2 separate regions of the Homo sapiens genome follow, and region 2 is linked to region 1. The links are chromatin loops, found by intact Hi-C in ENCODE. Cell type or tissue: mammary epithelial cell. All regions are shown on one strand. Links, peaks and the distances in the headings refer to the core of each region. The heading gives the core; the rest is flanking DNA. Region 1 has its middle 72 kb from the start of EGFR. Region 2 overlaps LOC105375284 (a long non-coding RNA gene).

What was found. Peaks named below come from ENCODE experiments on the same cell type or tissue, not always from the same donor. Only the 100,000 strongest peaks of a DNase experiment are listed, where the experiment ranks them.
Region 2: a loop joins it to region 1, with 3 times the contacts of the local background. A loop is called at or near these places in 3 of 110 quality-filtered maps.

The regions. Positions count from the first base shown.
Region 1 is chr7:54,940,644-54,953,697 of GRCh38, forward strand. No RefSeq gene overlaps it. Among named protein-coding and RNA genes, the nearest start is that of EGFR, 72 kb to the right of the region's middle. In mammary epithelial cell, for the core only: no CTCF peak of the experiment used is centred there; a DNase peak (open chromatin) is centred at 6,318; H3K27ac peaks cover 2,962 bases.
Region 2 is chr7:54,988,933-55,001,986 of GRCh38, forward strand. It overlaps LOC105375284 (a long non-coding RNA gene), which reads right to left. Exons shown (of 4, transcript XR_007060329.1): 2 at 5,797-6,480; 3 at 5,424-5,525; 4 at 4,727-4,876. Among named protein-coding and RNA genes, the nearest start is that of EGFR, 24 kb to the right of the region's middle. In mammary epithelial cell, for the core only: no CTCF peak of the experiment used is centred there; DNase peaks (open chromatin) are centred at 6,789 and 7,189; H3K27ac peaks cover 1,690 bases.

The DNA.
Region 1 (13,054 bases), core at 2,816-10,815:
TGGAAAAATAGAAGACAAAGGAGGAACACAGGGAGGGAGTTGGCCTTGCTGAAGAGTGTTTAGGAAAAGCCTCCCTGGAAATGTAGTTTTTGAGCAACATTTAATGGGGGTGAAGAAGCAAGAACAGACATCTGGATTTCTAAGGGAAGAGTATTTCAGAAGAAACAACAACTTCTAAGGCCTTAAACGGGGCATGTCCAAGAAACAGTAAATGGGCCAATATTTTTAGAATGTGTTGATTTAGAGGATGACCTAGTGGCAGGAGAATAAGACCAAAAGGTAAACACTGGAGAGAGAGAAAGTCACGCAGTGCCTGCAGGCTATTGTGTGAACCTGTGAGGAGGAGAGGATGTGGAATGGCAAAGTAAGGAAAGAGTCAAATCTCAACAAGCGTCACACTGGCATATTTTATGAAAAGTGGACTTAAGTTAGAAATCAGTGAAGAATAACTTAAAATTTATACAGTTGGACACTTACAAATGCATTTCTCAGTAACTTGTGGATCAAATATTACATATAACAAATATTTTAAAATACCTAGATGTGAACAAAACATAAATACAGCATATCAAAATGTATGGGCTATAGTCAAAGTATTATGAGGGGAATTTATATTCATAAATGCTTATTTATAAAAGCTCAAAAACCAGCTTAACAAGTTAGAAAATGAGGCCAGGTGTGGTGGCTCATGCCAGTAATCCCAGCACTTTGGGAGGTGGAAGTGGGCGGATCACGAGGTCAGGAGTTCGAGACCAGCCTGACCAACATGGAGAAGCCCCGTTTCTATTAAAAAGACAAAATTAGCCAGACGTGGTGGCAAATGCCTGTAATCCTAGCTACTTGGGAGGCTGAGGCAGGAGAATGGCTTGAACCCGGGAGGTGGAGGTTGCAGTGAGCTGAGATCGCGCCACTGCACTCTAGCCTGGGCAACAAGAGCAAAACTTGGAAAGAAAAAGGAAAGAAAGAAAGAAAGAAAGAAGGAAACGAAAGGAAGGAAGGAAGGAAGGAAGGAAGGAAGGAAGGAAGGAAGGAGGGAGGGAAGGAAGGAAGGGGAAAAGAAAAGAAAAGAAAAGCAGCAGAGTGTTCTTAAAGAAAACTGAGGGAAGAGAATATGTGGAATCTAAATCTAAAAAGGTCAAATACATAGAAGCACAGAGCAGAATGGTTGTTATGAGGGCCTGAAGGGTTGGGAGAAATGAGGAGAAGAAGGTTAAAGGGTACACACTTGCAGAATAAGATCTGAAAACCTAATGTACAGCATGATAACTACACTTCATAATAACATATTATGCACTTGAAATTTGCTAAGAGAGTAGATCTTAGCTATTCTCACCACATAACAACAACATAAGTGGCTAGGTGAGGTGATATGCTAATTACCTTAATTGTGGTTGCCATTTCATAATATATAGGTCTATCAAAACACCACATTGCATACCTTGAATATATGTAATTTTTATTTGTCAATTAGACCATAACATAGTTAAAAAAAAAGAGAGAGAGCATATGGAAAAGTAGGGAGGGAAATGAATACAGCAGAAAAGATTGATTAAACTAAAACTGAGTTCTTGAAAAAGACTAATAAAATTCTTAAACCTATTGCATGATTGACCAAGAACAAAAAGACAAAAAACAAAGAAATAATGATAGCAATAAAATCGGGACATAACTAGGTATCTATACAGAATTACAATGGAAGGAAATACTATAGTCACATTTTACAAAAATGAAAACTTAGGTAAAATTCAGTTTTTCAGAAAAAATATATTTCACAATATAGACTCAAAAAATTAAATAGATTTCTTTTTTTAAATAGATTTCTAGAAATACAAAGTAAAATGCAGGAAGAAGAAGAAGGAAAGAAGGAAGGAAGAAGGGAAGGAAGGAAGGAAGTAATCAAAAACTGGAAGAGAACAAGGATGCTGATTCTTAGTATTACTACTGTGTATTCAGTGCAGTAAGATGGCAAAAAAAATATGAGATACAAATACAGAATAGAAAGATTTGAAGGAAGAAATGATTTAATTTGTTGTTAGATTAATAATATATACTTATTAATTACAAAAAATAGTAAGTAAGCAGTGGAGAAGTCAGACAAAACCTTCCACATGTCATCAAAATAAACATTGCTAAGGGGCAAAAGATTATCACATGTGTCTTTAAGAAACATACATCACTTATGCAACGTTCTAGGAAAAATATCTAAAATCTAAATCTAAATGTAAGAAAAACATCAGACAAACTCGAATTGAGTTATACTCTGTAAAATACCTGTCCTTTATTCTTCAAACATGCCAATGGCATGAACAACAAACAATTGCCATAGAATTGTTTGTTGTTGTTCATGATTTTGAACTGGATTCTATACTGGAAAAATCATTGCTGTAAAGGAAAAATTATTGATGTAAGAGACAAAACTAGAATATAGATTATAGTTTAAATAAAAGTGTATTATAAATATTCAGTTTCCTGCATTTTATAACTGAACTGTAAATGTCTAAAAGTACGTATATCATTTTTCTTAAGAAATACACATTGAGGCCAGGTGTGGTGACTCACGCCTGTAATCCCAGCGCTTTGGGAGGCTGAGACAGAGGGAACACTTGAGCCCTGGAGTTTGAGACTAGCCTGGCCTATATGGCAAAACCCTGTCTCTACAAAAAAACACAAAAATTAGCTGGGCATCATGGTGCGTGCCTGCAGTCTCAGCTCCCAGCTACTTGGGAGGCTGAGATGGGAGGATCACTTGAGCCCAGGATAGGGAGGTTGCAGTGAGCCAAGATTGCCCCACTGCACTCCAGCCTGGGCGACAGACAGAATGAGATTCTGTCTCAAAAAATAAAATATATATATTGAATTTTTATGGCATGAAGGTACATAATGTATACAATTCACTGCCAAATGGTTCCGTGAAATTTTGCCATTGTGTCTATGTATCTAGAAATGGATAAAGATGATAAAATAAACATGATCATGTTTGAAATTGTCAATTCCAGATTGTATGGGAGTTCTTTTTAATATTCTTGCAACTTTTATATAATTTTGAAATTTTCTATAAGTTTGAATTTTTAAAAAACTAAAAAAGATAAAATATACAGTAACTACACAAGGACCAAGGAATAAGTCTAACAAGGGAGATACACAAACTTTTGGGAAGTAAATTATAAACCTTTATTAAAGACGTGAAATAGAATTTAGAAAATGGAGGAATATACCTTGTTTGTGGATAAAAAGTTATCCACAAACTTAACAAAACTTAAATATATACATATATATATACACACATATATATACACATATATATATACACACACACACACACATACACACAGTACTAGGAGAGAATCCAAACAAAGCATGATAGCTTCACTGAGTTGAAGAAACAGTGATTGGAGTTCAGTTAGTCTAAAGTCACTGGAATTGCAAAAAGTATTGGAAAAGAGTGAGCAAGGCAGGGAAAGAGCACCATAGCATTCACTGGAGTCTTCGGCTGAACACCAAGCTATGCATGGTTAGAGTATGGATCCGTGAGACTAGGCACAAAACTATAGGGGAAAGAACATCTACTAGGAAACTAAAACTGAACACTCACTAGAGCTTGCACAGGGCAGAGGAATAATTGGCATCTGACCAGGCAGAATGTAGAAAGCTCGTTAAACACCAAAGGCATTCAAAAGTGCACTCAGAAAGGTCAAGAATTAACAGTAGGGCTGAAGTATCTAGCATAGGGAACTATAAACCTGCCCTGACAGAATGCTTTTTTTTTGTAAAGCATTTAAAAATGCTTTTTTAAAATGCTTTAAAAAAATGCTTTTTTTCAAAAGCATTTAAAGAATCCAGCTGATCCGAAAGAAACTTAACCGCCTGTTAAAACAAAACTCAGTTCTCTTAAAAGAAAAATATCCTGACCTCAGTAATGTGATATTCACATTGCACAGTGTTAAAAAAAAAAAACCCAAATGTGAAGAAACAGGAAACTAGGACTCATAATCAGAAGAAAATCAATGAATAAAAATGGGCCCAGAAATGACAGAGATAATGCAATTGACAGACAAGGACTTGAAAACAACTATTATATAAAGATTTTTAAAGGAAAGCATAAAAATAATAAAAGCAAAGTAGAATAAAAATTAATATCATGGAATTCAAGGAAGTTGATGCATACAAGAATGAAGAGATGAATAAAGATCCTACAGGAAATGTGAACACATTGAGTCAAGGTGGATGGCAACACTGAAAATGAGAAGCATTTTTCTAAACCGGAACAAAATGAGATAGAATGGATGACAATGCCATCTCACACCAGTTAGAATGGCAATCATTAAAAAGTCAGGAAACAACAGATGCTGGAGAGGATGTGGAGAAATAGGAATGCTTTTACACTGTTGGTGAAAGTGTAAATTACTTCAACCATTGTGGAAGACAGTCTTGCAATTCCTCAAGGATCTAGAACCAGAAATACCATTTGACCCAGCAATCCCATTACTGGGTATATACCCAAAGGATTATAAATCATTCTACTATAAAGACACAGGAACACGTATGTTTATTGCGGCAGTATTCACAATAGCAAAGACTTGGAACCAACCCAAATGCCCATCAGTGATTGACTGGATAAAGAAACTGTGGCACATGTACACCACAGAATACTATGCAGCAATAAAAAAGGATGAGTTCATGTTCTTTGCAGTGACGTGGATGAAGCTGGAAACCATCATTCTCAGCAAACTATCACAGGGACAGAAAACCAAACACTGCATGTTCTCACTCATAAACAGGAGTTGAACAATGAGAACACATGGACACAGGGAGGGGAATATCACACATGGGGGCCTGTAGCGGGGTGGGGGGCTAGGGGAGGGATAGCATTAGGAGAAATACCTAATGTAGATGATGGGTTGATGGGTGCAGCAAGCCACCATGGCACGTGTATACCTATGTAACAAACCTGCACGTTCTGCATATGCACCTGAGAACTTAAAGTATATATATATATACACACACACATATATGTATATACATATATGTATATATATATGGATGGTAATGCAAAAAAAAACAGTAATTGCATCTAAGAAATAGCAAAAGCTTTCCTATCAAATGGCCTTGTTGAGTATGAAAGTTTCATGGGAAAATCAGAAAAAGTCAGTAGGAATTAAGAGAAATAAAATGATGCAAGAAAGTGGAAGCAAATTATACGACAAAACTAAAATATATATATATATATATGTATAAGATGATTTTGAAGATCAAAGCTATATTAAATGTATTAATTAGTAGAAAAAGCTAACATATTACATGACTTTTGCCATCATAGTTTTAAGACTAGGAGGCCAATATGATACAAGGTTAGTCAATAACCAAAAAAAAAAGTAGGGTGTTAGTTAAACCAAGCTACATAGAAAGATCTCAAGATAGAAACGACATAATTGAATAATAGAAAGCCATCAACTTTCTAGAGATCATAAAAATGGCAGAGTTGATTCAAGAGAACTTGGGGAATGGCAACTGGAGAGATGACTGTGTCAGAGAGACCACAACCCTTCAGAAGAAGGTGCGAATCAGGGCCTGGTCCTGCATGCAGGTGATTGAATTAGAAATGAAACAAGACTGAATTAAAGTAAGGATATAATGGAGCTGATAAGAGAAAGGTGTGTGTGTGCATGCGTGTACTCTGTGATGGGATAGACACAAGTACAGAAACCTTCAAGGAATTTTGAGGATCTTTCTGTTGATTGGTTGACAAGGAATGTCATACATTCAGTCACATGCTGCTCTTTTGGGAGGATGGCATGTTAGGAGGCCCTTACTGAGGCATGAGATATATAAGCTCTCATATTTGCTTTAAAAAGGTATCTGGGTGTTATGGTAACAGGAAAAACACACTAGCCCAAACCACATTCCTCTAGCCTGCCATACTTGTACACCAACTCTATAAAAGACCTTTAGCTTAACGTTTTGTTTTCTGTTAAAATTTTAAAAATTCTTGAAAGGAGTATTCACCTAAACTGATCCTTCATTTGTTTTGTGGAGCTGATGAATTTATCGAATCTTTTTTTCTGACAGTAATTTGAATAAAAAGAAAGGAGGAAAATACTAGGTCATAGAGAAGTTCCAGTAAGAAGAAAATACTGCATCAAAGAAGAAGCTAGGAATACAGAATTCATTATTTAACTGAGCTCACTTCTGCCTGCCACACCTTGTACATACCTGGGCCGTACAACTCTGAAATGAGGTGTGGCCCAGTGTTCCAGGATGAGTCCAGGCAGAGACTTTTCCTGAACCCCTGTCAAATTTGCTGCTCAAAAAGCTTGAGTTTAAGCCAAATCCAATAAAAGGAAAGATTTCACTCACTATGTGGTAAGCTTGGTTTTCCTGATTTCTCAGCGAGATTGTCTACAGAAGATCTAATGGAAAAAAACGTTGTTATATATAATCTCTGGGTGTGCCTGAGACTGGGGGCAGGGTGGGAAAGTGAAGAAAAAGGGTGCATGCTATTTGATTATCTGTATCCAGGTAGTTAATCCCTTTCTTTGAATAAGTCAAAATGATTTGACAGCCATTATTTAAAAATAGGTTCTGTCTTAGAACTTAAAAACAGATGAAAGTACATTTCCTATTTTCCTGCTTGAATATATAGGTATCTACTGTTTATTCTTTATTTTTTTAATATCTATGTGTGCTTTTTTAAATGTATAACTAAAGCAACAAAATTTTAAGAATCTCTGTTTTGTCATTGTTCACGTAACAGTGAGAGACAGAGACCAAGTGTCAGGAGAATCTTGTCCTTCAGTGGTTACTCAGGATTCTGATGCTCACGCTATGCTTACAGGGGCAGGGTAATAGCCTTTTCACTGCAGTCTAGCCCTAGGCCTTTGAAATGCTACCATCCCAGCGAGATTAAAAAAGGACTGCTTAAAGATGGTTAGATGTTGGGAGTATGTGGTATGTAATTCTACCGTTCATTGATTTTGACAAAGCATTTTAACTACCTACATAAACTGTGTCCAAAATAACCACTTACTGTGTTATTGCAATGTTTGCATTGCCAACTTCATGAACAGAGTTTCTAAAATTATGTGACTTTATATAGATAATAGTCTACTGATGCAGTAATCTATGACATTCAAGATTTGTAATTAATGCCACATATCTACAACTATCTGATCTTTGACAAACCTGACAAAAACAAGAAATGGGGAAAAGATTTCCTGTTTAATAAATGGTGCTGGGAAAACTGGCTAGCCATATGTAGAAAGCTGAAACTGGATCCCTTCCTTACACCTTATACAAAAATTAATTCAAGATGGATTAAAGACTTAAATGTTAGACCGAAAACCATAAAAACCCTAGAAGAAAACCCAGGCAATACCATTCAAAACATAGGCATGGGCAAGGACTTCATGTCTAAAACACCAAAAACAATGGCAACAAAAGCCAAAATTGACAAATGGGATCTAATTAAACTAAAGAGCTTCTGCACAGCAAAAGAAACTATCATCAGAGTGAACAGGCAACCTATAGAATGGGAGAAAATTTTTGCAATCTACCCATCTGACAAACGGCTAATATCCAGAATCTACAATGAACTCAAACAAATTTACAAGAAAAAAACAAACAACCCCATCAACAAGTGGGTGAAGGATATGAACAGACACTTCTCAAAAGAAGACATTTATGCGGCCAAAAGACACATGAAAAAATGCTCATCATCACTGGCCATCAGAGAAATGCAAATCAAAACCACAATGAGATACCATCTCACACCAGTTAGAATGGCGATCATTAAAAAGTCAGGAAACAACAGGTGCTGGAGAGGATGTGGAGAAATAGGAACACTTTTACACTGTTGGTGGGACTGTAAACTAGTTCAACCAAGTCAGTGTGGCGATTCTTCAGGGATCTAGAACTAGAAATACCATTTGACCCAGCCATCCCATTACTGGGTATATACCCAAAGGATTATAAATCACGTTGCTATAAAGACACATGCACATGTATGTTTATTGCAGCACTATTCACAATAGCAAAGACTTGGAACCAACCCAAATGTCCAACAACGATAGACTGGATTAAGAAAATGTGGCACATATACACCATGGAATACTATGCAGCCATAAATAATGATGAGTTCATGTCCTTTGTAGGGACATGATTGAAGCTGGAAATCATCATTCTCAGCAAACTATCGCAAGGACAAAAAACCAAACACCGCATGTTCTCACTCATAGGTGGGAATTGAACAATGAGAACACATGGACACAGGAAGGGGAACATCACACACTGGGGCCTGTTGTGGGACGGGGGGATGGGGGAAGGATAGCATTAGGAGATATACCTAATGTTAAATTACGAGTTAATGGGTGCAGCACACCAACATAGCACATGTATACATATGTAACTAACCTGCACGTTGTGCACATGTACCCTAAAATTTAAAGTATAATAATAAAAAAAAAAAACTGAAAAAAAAAAAAGAAAATGGCAAGGCCTTGCTCCAAAATCCTCAAGGCCTCCGCTAAGACTCACCTATGGGAACCTGCCAAAGGCTCCAAACAGCATCCCTATCTGCCAGTGATACCTCAAACCATTGGATCTCCTGGGTCATATGGCCCAAGTGGCAGAGCAGCTTGCACAGCAGCCTGGACCTGTTGCAGAGCCTTCTCCTGTTCTGGACCCCACTCAAAACTGAGAGCCTTTTGGGTCACCTGATAAATGGGCTACAGTAACACACCCAAATGAGGAATGTGTTGCTTCCAACATCCAAACAGGCCCACTAGGCATTGTTTCTCCTTCTTGGTTGTAGGAGAGGCCAAATGCAACAACTTATCCTTCAGCTTAGAAGGAATATCTCTACATGCCCCACACCACTGGACCCCTAGAAATTTTACTGAGGTAGAAGTTTCCTGAATTTTAGTCAGATTTATTTCCCATCCTCTGGCATGCAAACATCTCACCAAAAAGTCCAGTGTGTTTGCTACTTCTTGCTCACTGGGTCCAATAAGCATAATGTCATCCATGTAATGGACCAGTGTGATATCTTGTGGAAGTGAAAAGTTATCTAGATCTCTCCAAATAAGATTACGTCACAAAGCCAGATAACTGATATACCCCTGAGGTAGGATTGTAAAGGCATATTGCTGTCCTTGCCAGCTGAAGGCAAATTGCTTCTGGTGGGCCTTATAGACAAGAATGGAGAAAAAGGCATTTGCCAAATCAATGGCTGCATACCAGGTACCAAGAGATGTGTTAATTTGCTCAAGCAATGAAACCACATCTGGTACAGCAGCCACAGTTGGAGTCACCACTTGGTGAAGCTTATGATAATCCACTGCCATTCTCCAAGATCCATCTGTCTTCTGCACAGGCCATATGGGAGGGTTGAACAGAGATGTGGTGGGAATCACCACCCCTGCGTCTTTCAAGTCCTTGATGGTGGCACTAATCTCCACAATCCCTCCAGGGATGCAATATTGTTTTTAATTTACTATTTTTCTAGGTAGAGGCAGCTCTAATGGCTTCCATTTGGCCTTTCCCACCATAATAGCCCTCATCCTACAAGTCAGGGAGCCAATGTGGGCGTTCTGCCAGCTGCTAAATATGTCTATGCAAATTATACATTCTGCCACTGGGGAAATGACCACAGTATGATTCCAGAGACTTACTGGACCCACTGTAAGTTGCACCTGAGCTAAAACTCCATTAATTACCTGACCTCCATAAGCCCCTACTTTAACTGGAGGACCACAGTGACGTTTTGGGTCCCCTGGAATCAAAGTCAGCTCAGAGCCAGTGTCCAGTAGTCCCTGAAATGTCTGATCATTTCCTTTTCCCCAGTGCACAGTTACCCTGGTAAAAGGCCAGAGGTCTCCTTGGGGAAGGATGGGAGAAAGATTCACTGCATAAATTGTTGGTAATATAGTGAGGTCCTTCCTCAAGGGGGCCCAGCCTCCCCTTCATTCAAGGGGTTCTGTGTTTGTAAACTGGCTCAAGTCTGGAAATTGGTAGAGGGGCTGTTGCTCTCTGTTTTTGTAATTCAAATTAGTCTTTTCCATTCAACCTGCAAGTTTTCTGTTTGTATAGCTTAAGTAGGAATGCAGTAGGCTTCCTCTCAATTTCACTTCTAGGAACACCATGATTAATTAGCCAGTACCAGAGCTCTACACAAGTCAGACTATTCTGATTGCCGCTTTGCCTCTGCTGTCCATTACAGCAGCTATGCCCACCTTGCCTTTGAAGGTTGAGTGCTGCCATTTGGCCCCTGCCAGCTCAGTTATTCCCATTGTATTTAAATTTTGTAGTTGAGTGACTGAGGTTCTCATCATTAGATCTGACATACAGAGAAGAGCAATTACAGAGCACTTCAAAGATGCAGGTGCTGCCCTCACAAATCTATTTTGCAAGGCACTGGTCAAGGGTATATCTTCTGGCCCCTCCCATCTGGGATGAGTAGGTCTAAAGTGATTAATCCACTCCACCATCCCAATCTCCCTAAGCCTGTGGATCCCTTTCTCTACATTAAACCAAAGGAGATCAGGCATTTCCAGCTGGCTCACAGTGGCCATCTTTTAATCCATATTTCAGCTAACCAAGGAAATAAACTATCAGAACTTTTTTTAACTCCCCAAGCTGCAACATTAAATGCAGAGTTCTTACTTAGTGGGCCCAAATCAATAAATTCAGCCTGATCCAACTCTATGTTCCTTCCACCATTATCCCATCCCCATAATATTCATTTCCCATGCCTGTTCTCCAGATTGCTGTTTATGTAAATTAGAGAACTCAAACAGTTCTTTTCGAGTGTAGGGCACCTCCTCATGGGTCATACTCTTAACCTCACCTCTAGGGGCCTGCTGGGACTTTAGTCTAGTTATAGGTCTATAAGCAAACAGATGTATTGGGGGTGGCTTCTGAGGAGAATCAACATTATCTTGCCTGGCAACTGCCTCAGGGGAGGCCATCACTCTTGCCTCAAGCAGTGCAGGGTTTATCTCCCCAGACAAAGGTGGAAAGGCTCATGGCAGAATGCGTCAGGGAGGGGATGTTGTCACTACTGGGGATGGGGAAGCTGCTCCTTCTGGCAAAAAAGTTCATCAGAGTTTACAAGCTCAGTGTCCCCAGCTTCATCGGGGTCCTCCCACACATCCCCATTCCAAGTTGCAGGATCCCATTCTTTTCCAATCAATGCCCTCACTTTAACAGTAGACACCTGGTGAGGCAGTGCATAAACCTTTCATTGCAGGTCAGCCACTCGCGTGATAACAGCTTATGTCTGTTTTTCCACAATTTCAGTTCTTTCTCTACAGGAGATAAGACTCTCATTCAGGGAAATCTTAGCAGATTTGAGGCTCAGTGTCTGCTTCTGAAGCTGGGAGACAGAATCCCTGAGTTCATCATTTTCTTTCATCGCTGTGTTCACAGGATTTAGGAGCAACCAACCAGCTTCATTATATTCCTTGGTTCTCCACATATGATCAAAGGTATTATGTTTAGAGTCACTAAACTCCTTGCCTCTCATGAGTGGTGAATCAGGAGGTTCAAATGCATTTATTTTGCATAACTCTCTAAACAGTTTACACCAAGGACTATCAGTGTTCTCCATACTATAAGTAGAGTTCTTAGCATTTTGGGGTGTAATCATATTAAACAGCCAACTCCAGAACTCCATCCTTAATATTCTGTTTCTCTAGAACCATTCCTGGTACCAAAATCTGTATTAGTCAGGGTTCTCTTAGAGGGACAGAACTTAAACTAACAGGATACATATATATCCTATTAGATAGGATAGACAGAACTAATAGGAGATATACATATATAATATATGTGTATGGGAGTTTAGTAAGTATTAACTTACATGCTCACAAGGTCCCACAGTAGGTTGTCTGCAGGCTGCAAGCTGAGGGGCAAGGAGAGCCAGTCGGAGTCCCAAAACTGAAGAACTTGGAGTTCAATGTTCGAGGGGAGGAAGCATCCAGCAAGGAGAAAGATGTAAGCTGGGAGGCTAAGCCCGTCTCTCCTTTTCATGCTTTTCTGCCTGCTTTATATTCGCTGGCAGCTGATTAGATTGTGCCCACCAGGTTGAGGCTGGATCTGCCTTCCCCAGACCACTGACTCAAATGTTAATTTCTTTTGGCAACACCCTCCCAGACACAAGTAGGATCAATACTTTGTATCCTTCGATCCAATCAAGTTGACACTCAGTATTAACCATCACAACACCAGAGACAGACAATTAAAAAAGAAAGAAAAAAATGATCAATAAGATTTGAAATGTCACCCTAAATAATAAACAAATAAATACACATAAAAATAAGTATAAATACCATGATTTTATTATTAAATTAGGGAACAGCTCTTTTTTCGGAGATGTAAGTAAATCTTTATTGTGGATATTCAGTGTAGTGTAAAACAGACAAAACTGCAAACTTCCCAAATAGATTAGCAAAATCCAAGATGTGCAAATCCAAGATGACATAATAAGCAGCTGATAAAAATCAGGATTTTTTTTGTAATCTTTGTAGGTATATAGTAGGTGTATATATTTATGGGGCACATGAGATATTTTGATACCGGCACTCAAATGTGTAATAATCACATCATGGAAAATGGGGTATCCATCTTAGGAAATAATTTAAATAATAAGACACTTGGGGAGACAAGATGATCTTTGTACTTTGCAACGTAAAAGAGCATGTTGCAATGCAATATGTGCAGAATATTTCATTTTCATACAAAATAAACATACGTGTATATAATGTTAATTAATCATAGGGTATAACTTTGTATATACAACATGATATACACTATAAGCGAGAAGGTATGTGCACACATACAGAAAAATATTTACATGCAGAAGGAAATACACCAAACTATGGATAATAACTGGTCCTAGGCCATGAATTATGGATTCCTTTTCTTATATCTTTATACTGTCTCTGTTTCTCAGAATGTCAACTGTCAACATGAACATTTCTGGTGATCAGGAAAGCTGCTATCAGATAAAAATGATTGAGAATAAAAATTCCAAAGGAATACACAGCTTACATAAGTACTG
Region 2 (13,054 bases), core at 3,101-11,100, 49 kb after region 1:
AATTTGTGTTCAGGAAGGCTCTGTAGATTGCAAATGACAATAACTATCTCAATCATGTGAAAGAAGAATGGGGTGGTGAGAGTTCTTTGCAGAGTTCTTTGCTGAATAAATTATAGAATCTGGGAAATACCACCACCACCACCACCAAACATGAAACAGTCCTTGGTTTTTTTTGTTGTTGTTGTTGCCCCAAGGGCTTCCACATCAGTAATTCATGGACCTTCCCTTTGCAACACAGCCATCAACACCTGACTACACACTTGTCTCTGTGTTTTAGTTCAAATAAAACAGAGAGATTTAAATAATCCACCAGCCTCTAGGGAGCTCGTGCTTGCGCAGTGAATACCCAGGGTGGAGTGTGAGTTCTGCAGGAGGAGAGTGAGAAGAATACATCAATATATTGTGATGCCATTAATGTTGCTAATTCCATTGATTTCCCTTTTTTCACTGAATTGCATATTGGAATGTTGGCTAGGTACAGCCATTGCTTATGAACTGTAGCACTGGCAATGCCAGCTTTAGTTTCACAGTTCTTCTCAAGTGTCTGCAATAACACATCACACATGTGGGTAGTTAGTGCCATTTTTTATAACAATGAAAATATGGTTTGAACCACTTTCACAAGTTAATAATCCACAAGCAACATATAATTGCAAAATTGTCCACATACTACATAAAAGAGATGTCATTTTTGAAAACCAGATGTGATGACATTTGTAGAGTATTTAACTCAGAATACATGTCACATAGCTGAGTAACGTTTATTAAAACCTCATGTTGTATCTCCTGATTGTATATGTAAATGTATTTTTATGGGTTTTGGAACTTATGTGCTTCTGTTTTTTTATGGTTCTGAAAATGAGTAGAACAGGGTGGGGAAGAAAACCGAGACCTGTCTCACCCCGTAGTGACTGGTTGTAAAAGCCACATTTTTGCACAAATATTATGATAGAAAGTTGCCATGTTTGTTCATTAAGGAATAATATTTGAATTTCATCATGACAAGCAACTACTGTCTCTCAGTAGAAATTCAATAACAACTTGCCATTGAGGGGTGGAGAATTGGAAATTAAGCCAAGATGCTGAGGTTCTCTTCTTAGACAAGAAGTAATTGTGCTGTTCTGTGATGTTGAGGAAATTACTCTGTGTCTCTGAGTTTTACTTTCTTTGTCAGTAGGAAATGAAATCGCATATGAGGGGACTAAGACTCTACTGTATGACAAATGATTCACTTACATTATGTCTAAGCCTCAGAACAAAAACACAGCCATCCCCAGATGTTTCACAACTGGCAGATAGAATTTAAAATCAAATTCTAACAGCCTCTTATCTTGCGTGGGCTCTCAGCGTACACACCCCTACTCAGCCCTGCCTAAGAAATTCACAAAGGATCCAGGCCCAATGCACGCTCAAGAACAAGCCTGTGTCACCTGGATGCCCACATCTCTGTGACCTGGCACCTGTGTTGTTACTTCCGGCTATCCCCTCACTCCTCCATCTCCCTGGGTCTCACAGGCTCTGCGAGTCCTCAGTCCCTACTCTTCTGAGAGAATGTGCCCTACCCAAGGCATTTTTCCCAGGACTTCCAAAGCTGCAAAGCCTTTGCAATAACCCCAGGCATTAAATACTCAAGCATCTCCTTCTGCCTGCTACCGTTTGCATTGCCAGCAAAATATCTTTTAGAGTTACTTTTTGGAGTTAGAGTAAATATTTCTATTTCCTTCTTGCAGTGGCAGTACCCAAAGAACATAGAGAAAGCCCTTAGCCAGGGCTATATAATGCCCAACTCAACATGACCCTTGTCTTCCTCTCCAGCCTTATCCCCAGCAAATTCCTTGTTCTTAGAAACTCACATTCTAACAGTAGTGAGCAGCCCGTAGGCCGCTTCATACCTCTTTGCCTTGTGTGATCTTGCTCTCTCTCCAACTCCATTCTAACATGGTTGAAAATGTGCTTCCTCCATTCTGAGAGGATCTGGGCAGCAGAGTTCATCTTTGTGTCCTCTGTACCCTATGGTTTGTCCAAACACATTCTGCTGTTATCGAATCAGGTTCACAGTTTTGCCTTGTTTTGTTTCAATTTGGATCTTCTATACTAGTCTGCTCCTCAGAGGTCCAGTCAATGTTTACATTCCTTTGGGCATCCTTGCCACTTAGCAGAGTGCCTGGCCCATAACTGATGTTCAACGAACAATTGTTAGTGAATGAGTGAGTGAAAAATGAATAAACAAATTACAGTCTTCAAAGGGACATGGTAGCAAGAGATCACCATAGGGACCTTCATGGATTGAGCTGAAGGTTGCCCTTGAGAATCGCATCGAGCTCTCCAAGCATCATTGTATTGGTGTAAAAAGTAACATAAGAGGTAAGAGTGCGTGAAGAAATGCAGAGAGCACGACCAAGTTCCAAATAATGGCAGCTGCTGGCTTTCTCATGAGAGTCTCGGAAAGCTGAGACACATTAGGCAATGGCCGCTGCTAGGAGCCAAGGGAACCACCAATGGCAGACGCACTAGTGATGCTGGTTCGGGAAGGGCTGCAACTCCAAGGGCCGCTGGGTGGAAGGTGATGGCAGGCTTCCTGCCGCCAGCTCACATCAGGACAGCGTCCACCCATCGGGAGGCATCAAACACAGGCCATCCGGGACTTCCGTCTCTGCCAGAAAACCACGACCCTCTCCCTCCCACACGGCATCCTCTCCGCTATCCCAGTGGGCAGGGCAGAGATTGTTTTCAATACATTCTCCTGAAAAGAGAGAGAAAGCCATTTTCCCAACAGAAAGCCAGGGAGCAAGAAGATCTCAGTGAGCCTTTCAGCCAGCGACTGGAAACTTGAACGGACCCAATCTTCACATTTTGATAAAAGGCAAGGGGCAGGGAAGGGGGTTGGAGCTAGAAACAGGATAACAAGAACGGAGGTCATGTGAAATCTAGTGAGAGAAGTGTTCAGTAAAAACCAATACAAACACAAAAAAAAGAGACGAATTTCAAACCAAAATGAGGGTTTAATAATTCTTTTATTGCTGGAAAGAACTGAGTTCTTCCAATTTCTCATCGTGAGAAAGGAACTAATATGTGCCTGATGCTGAAAGTCCAGCAAACCATTTCAATTGCTGAGTTTTCCAGGTAATGGGGTATTTCTTTTGTAAAAGCTAACATTTCCTAAATTTTCGTGTTTTCTTCCTCTGTTGCACCTGTGGCGTATGAAATTCAAACAAGTCACCTAGATTAAAATATTTCTGCGAAGGCTATTAAACAGTGCTGCTTGTGCCTCCGTTTTTTTTTCTTCCTTTCTTTCTTTCTTTTTTTTTTTTTTTTTTTACTGAAAGCAAGTTTTTGGTGTAGAAATTAAATATCTAATGCAAATTTTTAGAAATAGATGTGAAGCTTTTCTTAAAATTCACTAAAATGTCCAGGGTGCTGTAATAATTTTGCTACTATGACTGTTGGACCTAGGAAGAAATTCACCTTGTGCTTAAATACAAAGTATTTCAAAATAAACTAGTGTTTATTGATCGTAAAGCAGTAAATACTCTTTAAACAAAAACATAAAAATGCAGAGAAGTAGAAAAAAGAAAACAATCACTTCTTAGTGCCATTGTACAAATACAACCATGTTTTTAAGAGTACATTTCTTTTCAGCGTTTTCCCTCTCTGTAAAGGGGTCTTGTTTTCAAAGTTGTCATTAACTCCATGTACAATTTATGTGATGACTTTATACAAAATGTCATCTTAATTATAAATGTCACAATAGCAATAACAAGGTTGGGCGTGGTGGCTCATGCCTGTAATCCCAGCACTTTGGGAGGCCGAGGCAGGCAGATCACCTAAGGTCAGGAGTTCGAGACCAGTCTGGCCAATGCGGTGAAATCCTGTTTCTACTAAAAGTATAAAAATTAGCTGGGCATGATGGTGGGCGCCTGTAATCCCAGCTACTTGGGAGGCTGAGGCAGGAGAATTGCTTGAATCCAGGAGGTGAAGGTTGCAGTGAGCTGAGATTGCGCCATTGCACTACAGCCTGGACGACAAGAGCAAAACTCTATCTAAAAAAAAAAATAAAAAAAAAAATAACAATGACTACCATCTGTGGAATATTTTCATGTCATAGCTGCTTTATATGCACCAACTCTAATCCACCCGATCCAATGCAGGAAGTGAAATTCTTTCTCATTGTAGTGACTACAGTAGTCCTATGTGAAATATGTAAGTGTATTTCCAGGGCCTCCACAGGTTCACTTGTAAATTTAGACTAGCCTTAAAAATGCCTTATTTACCCACAAAGACAGCACTTCCAAGCTGAAAGAGCAACAACAGTTGCTGGTGTGCAATCTCATTTTTAAAAAGAGAGAATTAGGGCCAAAATAGATTACGCAATTTGCTCAAAGCCACACAGTGACCCAAGGTCTTGGGGTCAGCCTGCCCTAAGCCTGTTGATTGCTCTCTAGGGCTTTCTACAACTTCCACCACCTTTCAATCAGTGCCACTACAATTAGCTTTCAGTAGGGGAGGCTGCTTGGAGCTTTCTTGCCCCTCATACCTCTTCCCAGTTCTTGCTAGGGAGCTCTCTGGAAAGCTATAACAGAAATATAGTATACATTATGTAAATATTCCTTTTCTGTCTTGAATTCATACATAGTTCCTGCCAGAGAGATGCAAATTTGTCCTAAAACTCTCTTGGGCCCTCTTTGGGGCTGAAGTCTTTGTTTTCTGAAGAGAAAGACATTTTCTGTAATTTTACCACACAATGAGAAGAGCATTTTAATAACAAGAGCAAAATCATCTCAAGCTCGCATTTCTCCCACATTCTTCTGTCTCTCCAGTAGGCCCTGGAGTGGAGTGATCTGAAGCAGGGTGGCATTCTTGGGGTAGAGGATGTAATCTACAATGATAAAAAAGGACTCCTGTGTTAGAGATACTATAACAAAGAGGCAAGAAACACAATCACTCCTTTTTTTTTTTTTTTTTTTTTTGAGATGGAGTCTCGCTCTGTCGCCCAGGCTGGAGTGCAGTGGCGCTATCTCAGCTCCCTGCAAGCTCTGCCTCCCAGGTTCAAGCCATTCTCCTGCCTCAGCCTCCCAAGTAGCTGGGACTACAGGCACCTGCCACCACGCCCAGCTAATTTTTTGTATTTTTAGTAGAGACGGGGTTTCACCGTGTAAGCCAGGATGGTCTCGACCTCCTGACCTCGGAACCACAATCACTCTTGATTCTCTTTAAAGACAAAATCATTTTAGAATTTGCTTCCCTTTTACCCACCATCAAACTCTCTTGTGGGAGGGGAAAGTTAATTTCAGTTGAAACAGTGACATCCCTGGAAGATAAGTTGCTATAAAAACACTCTTCTTCTGTTCCTTCTCCTGTGTGCCCAGTCAAGCTGAAGGTCAAATACATGGAAAAGATCTCCAAGTTTCTAAATCAGTGCTTACCAAGTAGCCATGCACTTGACAGGAGAGATGAGACACTTGCATATTTTTCCACCCCATTTCCTTTTACATCAAACACAATGCTCCTAAGCTGGGGTGTCTGTCCTGGAGAATGCAAAGATAGAGATCCTCATTTGGGTGACGAGGGAGGAACACCTTATCGCATGGGAGAAGGGGCAGTCATCAGTGGAGGGACAGAAAACCACATCAGATAGAGAGCTCGTCAGTCCATTTGCCCAGGGCTCTCCCAGGCCTACAGTGAATCCCGTACACCCTAGGGCCCTACAGATTTTGGCCACCTAATTTACAAAGGTAACCTGTGTCATAATTGCTTAGGATTGCACAGCAACACCTCACTTGCCCAGAGGCCACTTACCTAGAACCTCACTTGTCCAGAACTTAACCAAGATCTCAGGAACAAAACTGGTCTCTGAGAAGTTTAATGAGTGCACTAGTACACAGCTCAGGCTCTGAAGTTTGGTTTACGACACTCACAGGAGAGACCTCATCCAAAGCCAATGTCATCCTTATGTAATTCTAACCAGCACAATTGTTAGATTTCTCAGCCACAAATAGATTAGAAATCTCAAGTGTTTAAAAGGTGATGATTGACTTGCTCACCTGGCAGATGATGAAAAGGAAAGAAAAACATTATAAGTTAGTGAATGCATAGCCACCCAGATGTAGAATCAATGTAGAGGCGAATACACCTGCACCTCCGTAGCTTCTCGGGGGTCTCCACAGATAGCTCCATCTATCAATGAATGCCAAGAAGGACGACTGCCCTTGGTTCCATCATGCCCTTTAGATAGCAGCTTATACATCAAATTTTCAGAAAAACCTTCCTCCATGGCTTCGCTTGAAGCATCCTGAGGCCCTCATTCTGTTTCTCAGCCCCTGCTGTTTCCTTCCCAGTGCCTATCACAGTTCACAGTCATGTTCTTCATGACTCTCCTGTGTTCCACACTTGCCTACCTCCCGTGCATGTGGCACGTGGCCGTGTCCTTCTTGTTCATGGTTGGCTGCCCATCCGAGCTCTGTGCTTGTCACATGGAAGGTGCTTGATAAATAAATGTTGGATGAATAAAGAAATGTCACTGAGAAGCATTTACATTCCTTGATTACAATACATCACTTTAGAAATACTCATTTCAATCTACAAATGCTCCACAGAAAGATAGATACAAGGACATTCATTTATCAGAGGGACAGGAAAGGTGGAAGGAGGTAACCAACATTGATTGAGCAACCATCATGTACCAAGAGCTTTAATTTTCACAATGATATAGTAAAACAGGAGTGATTAGGTCTCACTTCACTGAGGAAGAAACTGAGGTTGAGTAACTTTCCAGTTTTATGCAATTAGTGGTAAGCTGAGCTGAAGCCTGAGCTTCACATGCCATGACTTGGATGGGTAAGCTTCAATTACTCTCACTTAAAGGCTAGCTCATGTGTTGTCAGGGATGCTCAGTGGGCCAGAACCAATAATTGGGTTCCAAAGGGAATAATTAAGATTGGAGCAAAACCTTGTAGATTGGGGCTGAGTCAAGTCTGAACGTCAAAACAGAGAGACCAGGTTCAAAGAGCAGACGTGGAATCATAAAAACATAGAATCAAAAGACAAGAGTCCCATAAAAACAGGATCTGAGTCAGTCTTCAGCCCACTTAAATCTTTCTTCCACCCCCAAACTTTCCCAAAACAGCACTCACTAAGGTCACTAATGACTTCAACATAATCAAATCCAATGGGTAATACTTTATCTTTCTCTTCCGTGGCTTCTCAGCAGCATTGGCATTCTGAGCACTTCCGCCTTTGTGAATCATTGTTTACCTTGGGCTTCCCCGTCTTCCTTACCTATCTGTCTGCTTCATCTCAATCTTACTTGCCACTTCATCCTCCTCCACCTCAGTCATAAATGTGGTTTCCAAGATCAATGTGAGACTTCCTCTTTCTCTTTCTCTCCATCTCTCTCCTCTCCCCCTGCATCCCCCCTCCCCATAAACTCATTCATTCTCCTGACTTTAAATATTATTGACAGATTGATGACTGTTTAAAATTTTATTTTCCATCCTACACCACACCTCTGAGCTTCAGACTTGATTTTCTTACTGCCTACTTGGCATTGCTTCTTGCATATTTCAAGAGAAGCCCAAATGTAAGGATTTCCAATACAAATTCATCATCTTGATCCTCATTTTCTTCAGTAGTCCCAACTTGAGAATGAGCCCATCTACCCACTTGTGCCAGCCAGAAATGCAGTATGCATTCTCATTATCTCCCTCTCCCTCAATCCTCAGATGTAAACCTATCCATTTAAAACTTCTAAGCTTCTCTAGACTTTGCCCATATCTCTTTCTCTCTAGCCACCATCCTGGTTAAATAAACTATCTGTTTTGTTTTTGTTTTTGTTTTTTTTCCAGCAGAACCACCCCTGATTAGCCTCTCCACCTCCACTCTTGCGCCCCCCCAGTTCATTCTCTATGTTGCCAGGAGAGACATCTTTTTAAAATATAAATCTGATTACATGATCCCACTAAATATAGAATAAAACTTCAAGTTTTAACATGGTCTATGTGTCCCTGCATGATCGACTTCTGCCTTGACCCCTGCTCAATCTATGAGACTGGGGAGTGACAGGTGGGTTCCCAGCTCCAGGAGTGGTGAGTGACCCACTCCTGGACCATCAGAGCACTCTGCCATGGAGACAGACACCACATCCAAGCCAGACCAATGGGACTCAATCTCGGTTCTTTGCGCTGAGTGGGAAAGAGAATTTCTCCTTCCCCTTTCCCCTGCTGAGTGGGCCAGAAGCTCATGTGTGATGCTGCCACCCTCTTGCCCACACAGTATGAAAATGGAGCCGACACACAGGAAGTCAGTGGGGGCAAGTAGAAAGATGCCAGTGGATGTAGCTCAGTGCTGGCACCATTGAGCTTCCAGGGCAGGGCCACAGACTTTCTCTCTAAGGGGCCAACTAGTAAATCTTCTAGACCATGTGGGCCATGCGGTCTCTGTTGCGACTCCTCAGCTCTGTTATCCTAGCATGAAAGCAGCACAATGTGTAAACAAAAGAGCAGAGCTATGTCCAATAAAACTTTGTTTATGGACGGTGACATTTGAATTTTCACATGCTCTGAAAAACTGTTCTTCTGTTGATTTTTTTCCCCCAACCATTGAAGAGGTGTAGGAACCATCCTTAGCTGGCTGGCCCTCCATCAGGCAGAGGCCAGATTTGGCTCACAGGCTGTCACAAGCTGCACCTGCCACTCGCTCTAGGCTTTTAGAAATGGAGCCTGTAAATTCTCTCTCTCTCTCTCTTTTTGGCTTAAGCCAATTCTGGATATTTTGTTTTTCTGTCACTTGTAAGTGAAAGAGTCCTGAACTTCTTATTCTTCATGTTTAGTATCTGGGATTTAGTTTCCCTCTTTTCTTTGCTTAAACAGCTAAGAAATCTAAAACAATCAAACAAACAAAAACTAATAGAAATGAATGCTTAAGCAATCTTTTCACATTTGCTAAGATTAAAAAAAAAGTTTGATAATACCTTAGCTGGTAAACTGTGGTGAAGCTGGGACTGAATGCATGTTTCAACACTAATATGAACAATTCATACATAGAAACACCAAAACAGTTACTTATAAATTTACTAACTTAAAAGCCTGAAATGTGATAAAAAGAATTTATTTTAAAATGCTATATTTGTTTGACACTGTCAGGTTGAACACCCATAACTAGAAAATATATTAGACTTTACTAGTAATATTTTTGTCATTGCCTTAGGTGGAATTTATTACCAATGCAGAATACATAGTTAAAAGTGTTTTCAACAATACTTTCATTCATTTACCCCAAATTCAAGTTGTCTGTATCAACTCTCCATTTATCTTTCTTTCTATCCATTACCTCTTTTTTGGTCATTAAGTTGGTTTGCAGTATTTTAAAAACTGATCTTTTAGTTTAAAGTAAGGAAAATGAACAAATAATTCTGATAAATTTATCTCTATGCCAATAATTAACCTAATACAATCTACAATATTGAAACACATGCTTAAAATTACTTTTGATAAAAAAAATTTATTTTCGTTGCCACAGTGCACATCCTGAAGTGGATTCAGATGTGCAAACTCATGATGAAAGGAGATTTAAGTCATGTACTGAAAAGTTAGCAGAGCATTAGCTTTAGTATTTGGACTATTCCTAAATAATAGCTTTAATAGTATACTCAGTGGGCCCAAGGATACATTTTTGTGGATCCTGAAGTTTTTTCCATATTGGTCTCAAAAATTTAGAAAGTTACCAGCAAGGAATATGTCCAGTTTCATCTTGACCTCACCAGCATTATATAAACATATATTATATATATAACATATTTACATATTTATATATATATTACTAAAAAATAATTTAAGTTTCCTCTTCTCTGTTTCCTAAGAAAGAAAAATATTTTTAATCTCTATTTGTTTTACTCCTATTTGAGTTAAACATTCACACTTTTTGTCCATTTTTTATTACGATCATTATTATTTGAGACAGGATCTCACTCTGTCACCCAAGTTGGAGTGCAGTGGTGCAATCTCAGCTCACTGCAGCCTCCACATCCTGAACTCAAACCATCCATCCTCCATGTCAGCGTCTCAAGTATCTGGGACCACAGGCACCCACCACCACGCCCAGCTAATGTTTTTGCATTTTTTGGTTTCACTATGTTACCCAGGCTGGTCTTGAAGTCCTGAGCTCAGGCAATCCATCTGCCTTGGCCTCCCAAAGTGCTGGCATTACAGATGCGAGCCCCCAGCCTCGTGTCCATTTATTTTGAGGCCGTTTGCTTCACTCTTCACTGTCATTTATAATTTGGTTTAGATTATTCTCTTGTCATTCTCTGCTATCTTTTTCCATCATAGCTTTTTAAAATATATGAATTAGGCTCCATTTACTTTTATATTTTTATATTAGATAGGTGTTAAATATCTTTTAAATACCACATTGACTTTAAGCCCTCTCAAATAGATTACTGTAATTTATATACCTAACAAATCAAAAATATTAAGGCTCCTATTGGATTGGTAATTAACATTGTATTATGTGTGCACTTTTTCTAATCTCTATTAGTTTAATTGTAAATTCTGACATCTCTGTGATTTTTATTTCAACTACAGCTAAACATTTAAAGTAATTTAATTAGCTTTTTTATGAGAAATAGGCAGTGCAATTTCATTAGCATTTAGTCTCCCCATGGTTTTCCAAGAAGTCTGAAAAAGTGCCCCCATCCCCACCCAAGAAGAGAAATCGGTATCCAATTTTAATTTACTAATTAATACCATGGTTTCCATCTTAAATAAGGTGTAGGCAAGAGACGTACACTTCTCATAAATTCTAGGTGACTTGTATTCTTCATCAATCAAATATATTTGACTACAAAGTGATAGCCACTAGGAAATAACTTTCTGTTGTTTCATTTCATGCAGGTTTAGGCACGGCAAAGAGATGGCAGGGCACACACCTTCCTGAGGCACACCACGGTTATCCAACCAAACCTACTTCCAGATCTTACCTAAAGGGAAACTAGTCAAGGCCCGAAACACTGAAGAAAAGCATCACTGTGCCAAAGTTTTAGAGTCTGATGAGATAAAACACTATTTAGAGAAATGTGTCACCACCTTCTTTTTTAACTAGTGGTGAATGGATAAACAAAAGGCAGTATAGCCACACAATGGAGTACTATGCAGCAGTAAAAAGAAACAAACTACCAATAAATGCAGAAACATGGAGGGAAATTATTGAGCTGAGTGACAAAAGCCAAACACAAAATGCTTCATACTGAATGATTCTTTTTGAAATCTAGATTCTTTATGAACTTATACAAAATACAAACTATTCTGTAGTGACCTCAGATAGATCACTAGTTGTGGGAGGCCACCGGCAGAGGCAGAGAGTTTTGCAAAGTAGCATGGAAACCTCTCTGGGTGATGGAAACATCCTGTGCCTTGATTGTAGCAGTGCTCATGGTGTCACAGCACAGTGAATGGACACTCTAAATAATGCAGCCTTTTGCTTGTAAACTATACCTTGATTAAGTTGAAGATAAATGGCTAATTAGTACATGAACAAAGCTTGATGCCATTAGACAATAAAGAAATGCAAAAACAAGATAAAACCATTTCATGCCTGAAGTTTATTGCATAGAAATTTATCTTAATTTTAAAGGTGCAGATCTTTTAAAAAGAATATAAATAAAAAATTTTTAAACTAGAAACAAAGCACTCAAATTCTACTTGCAAATGTGTGAAATTGTATTACAGGTTATTCAGTTAGCATTGTATGGAAATACTTTAAGTGTCCTTCAGTAGGAAGCCAGGTAAATAAATTAGCTTCAACTTAATGGAGGTATAGTTACATACAATAAGCCAGATCTATTTAGAGTGTCCTACATAGACAGATAGATAGATAGATAGATAGATAGATAGATAGATAGATAGATAGATGATGGATAGGTAGAGAGAGAATGTGTGTGTGAGAGAGACAGAGAAAGAGAGAGAAAGAAAAAGAGAAGAAACAAAGAAAGAAAAAGAGAGGAAACAAAGACAGAAAGAAAAATAAAGAAGGAAAGAAAGAAAGAAAGAGAAAAAAAGAAAGAAAGAGAAAGAGAGAGAAAGAAAAAAAATACTGGGCAATAAATAATGAGTAACACTTAAGTATTGATATGGAATGAGCTCCAGGATATACTATTACATATTTTTTTAAGTGCAGAAATAACAGTGTATGTATAGAGACTATCTCTGGAAGGACCCGTCTATGGTTTGAATGTCCTCTCCAAAACTCATGCTGAAACTTAATTTCCAATGTGGCAGTATTAAGAGGTTAATATATTAGATTAATGAATCAATGTGTTATGATGAGAGAGAGGCTTGTGGCTTTATAAGAAGAAGAGGAATCTGAGCTAGCATGTTATGTAGCACGCTCAGCCCCCTTAACATGAGATGCCCTGCACCACCTGGGGACTCTGCAGAGGGCCCCACCAGCAAGAAGGCTCTCAGCAGATGCAGTTCCCCAACCCTGTACCTCCCAGCCTCCATAAATGTAAGAAATAAATTCATTTTCTTTATAAGTTACTCAGTTTCAGGTATGCTGTTATAAGCAACAGAAATCAAACTAAAACCCCCAAGGAGCTGATGAGCGTGATCATCTCTAGTGATGGCTGGAGATGGGATGGGGTTTTTCACTGTACAGTTTTAAAACTAATTTCAAACCAAGTGAATTAAGTATTCAAATTGTAAATGAAATTAAATTAATAAAACATGTGGACATAAACAGAAGCAGGTGACTTTTCTCAAGGGTCCGTCTCATTCACCGTTTCTAAGGCAAGCCTTGGTAGTGATGCCTGCCAACCACCATGTTCCCTTCCTCCTCCTTCCTGGCACTCTCAGACACTCTGCTTTGATGCCCACCCCTTCAGTACCCTCACTCCCCATTGCAGTCGCCTGATCTGCAGAAGCACTATCCTGCCATCCTCCTTCCACAGACACCTTTCAGATCCCTGGCACAGCAAACTTTTCTCTTGATGTCTGCCTAGGAAAGACATGGAAAAAAAAAAGACATCAATGGGAAGGCAATATGAAGATTTAATATTATAAGG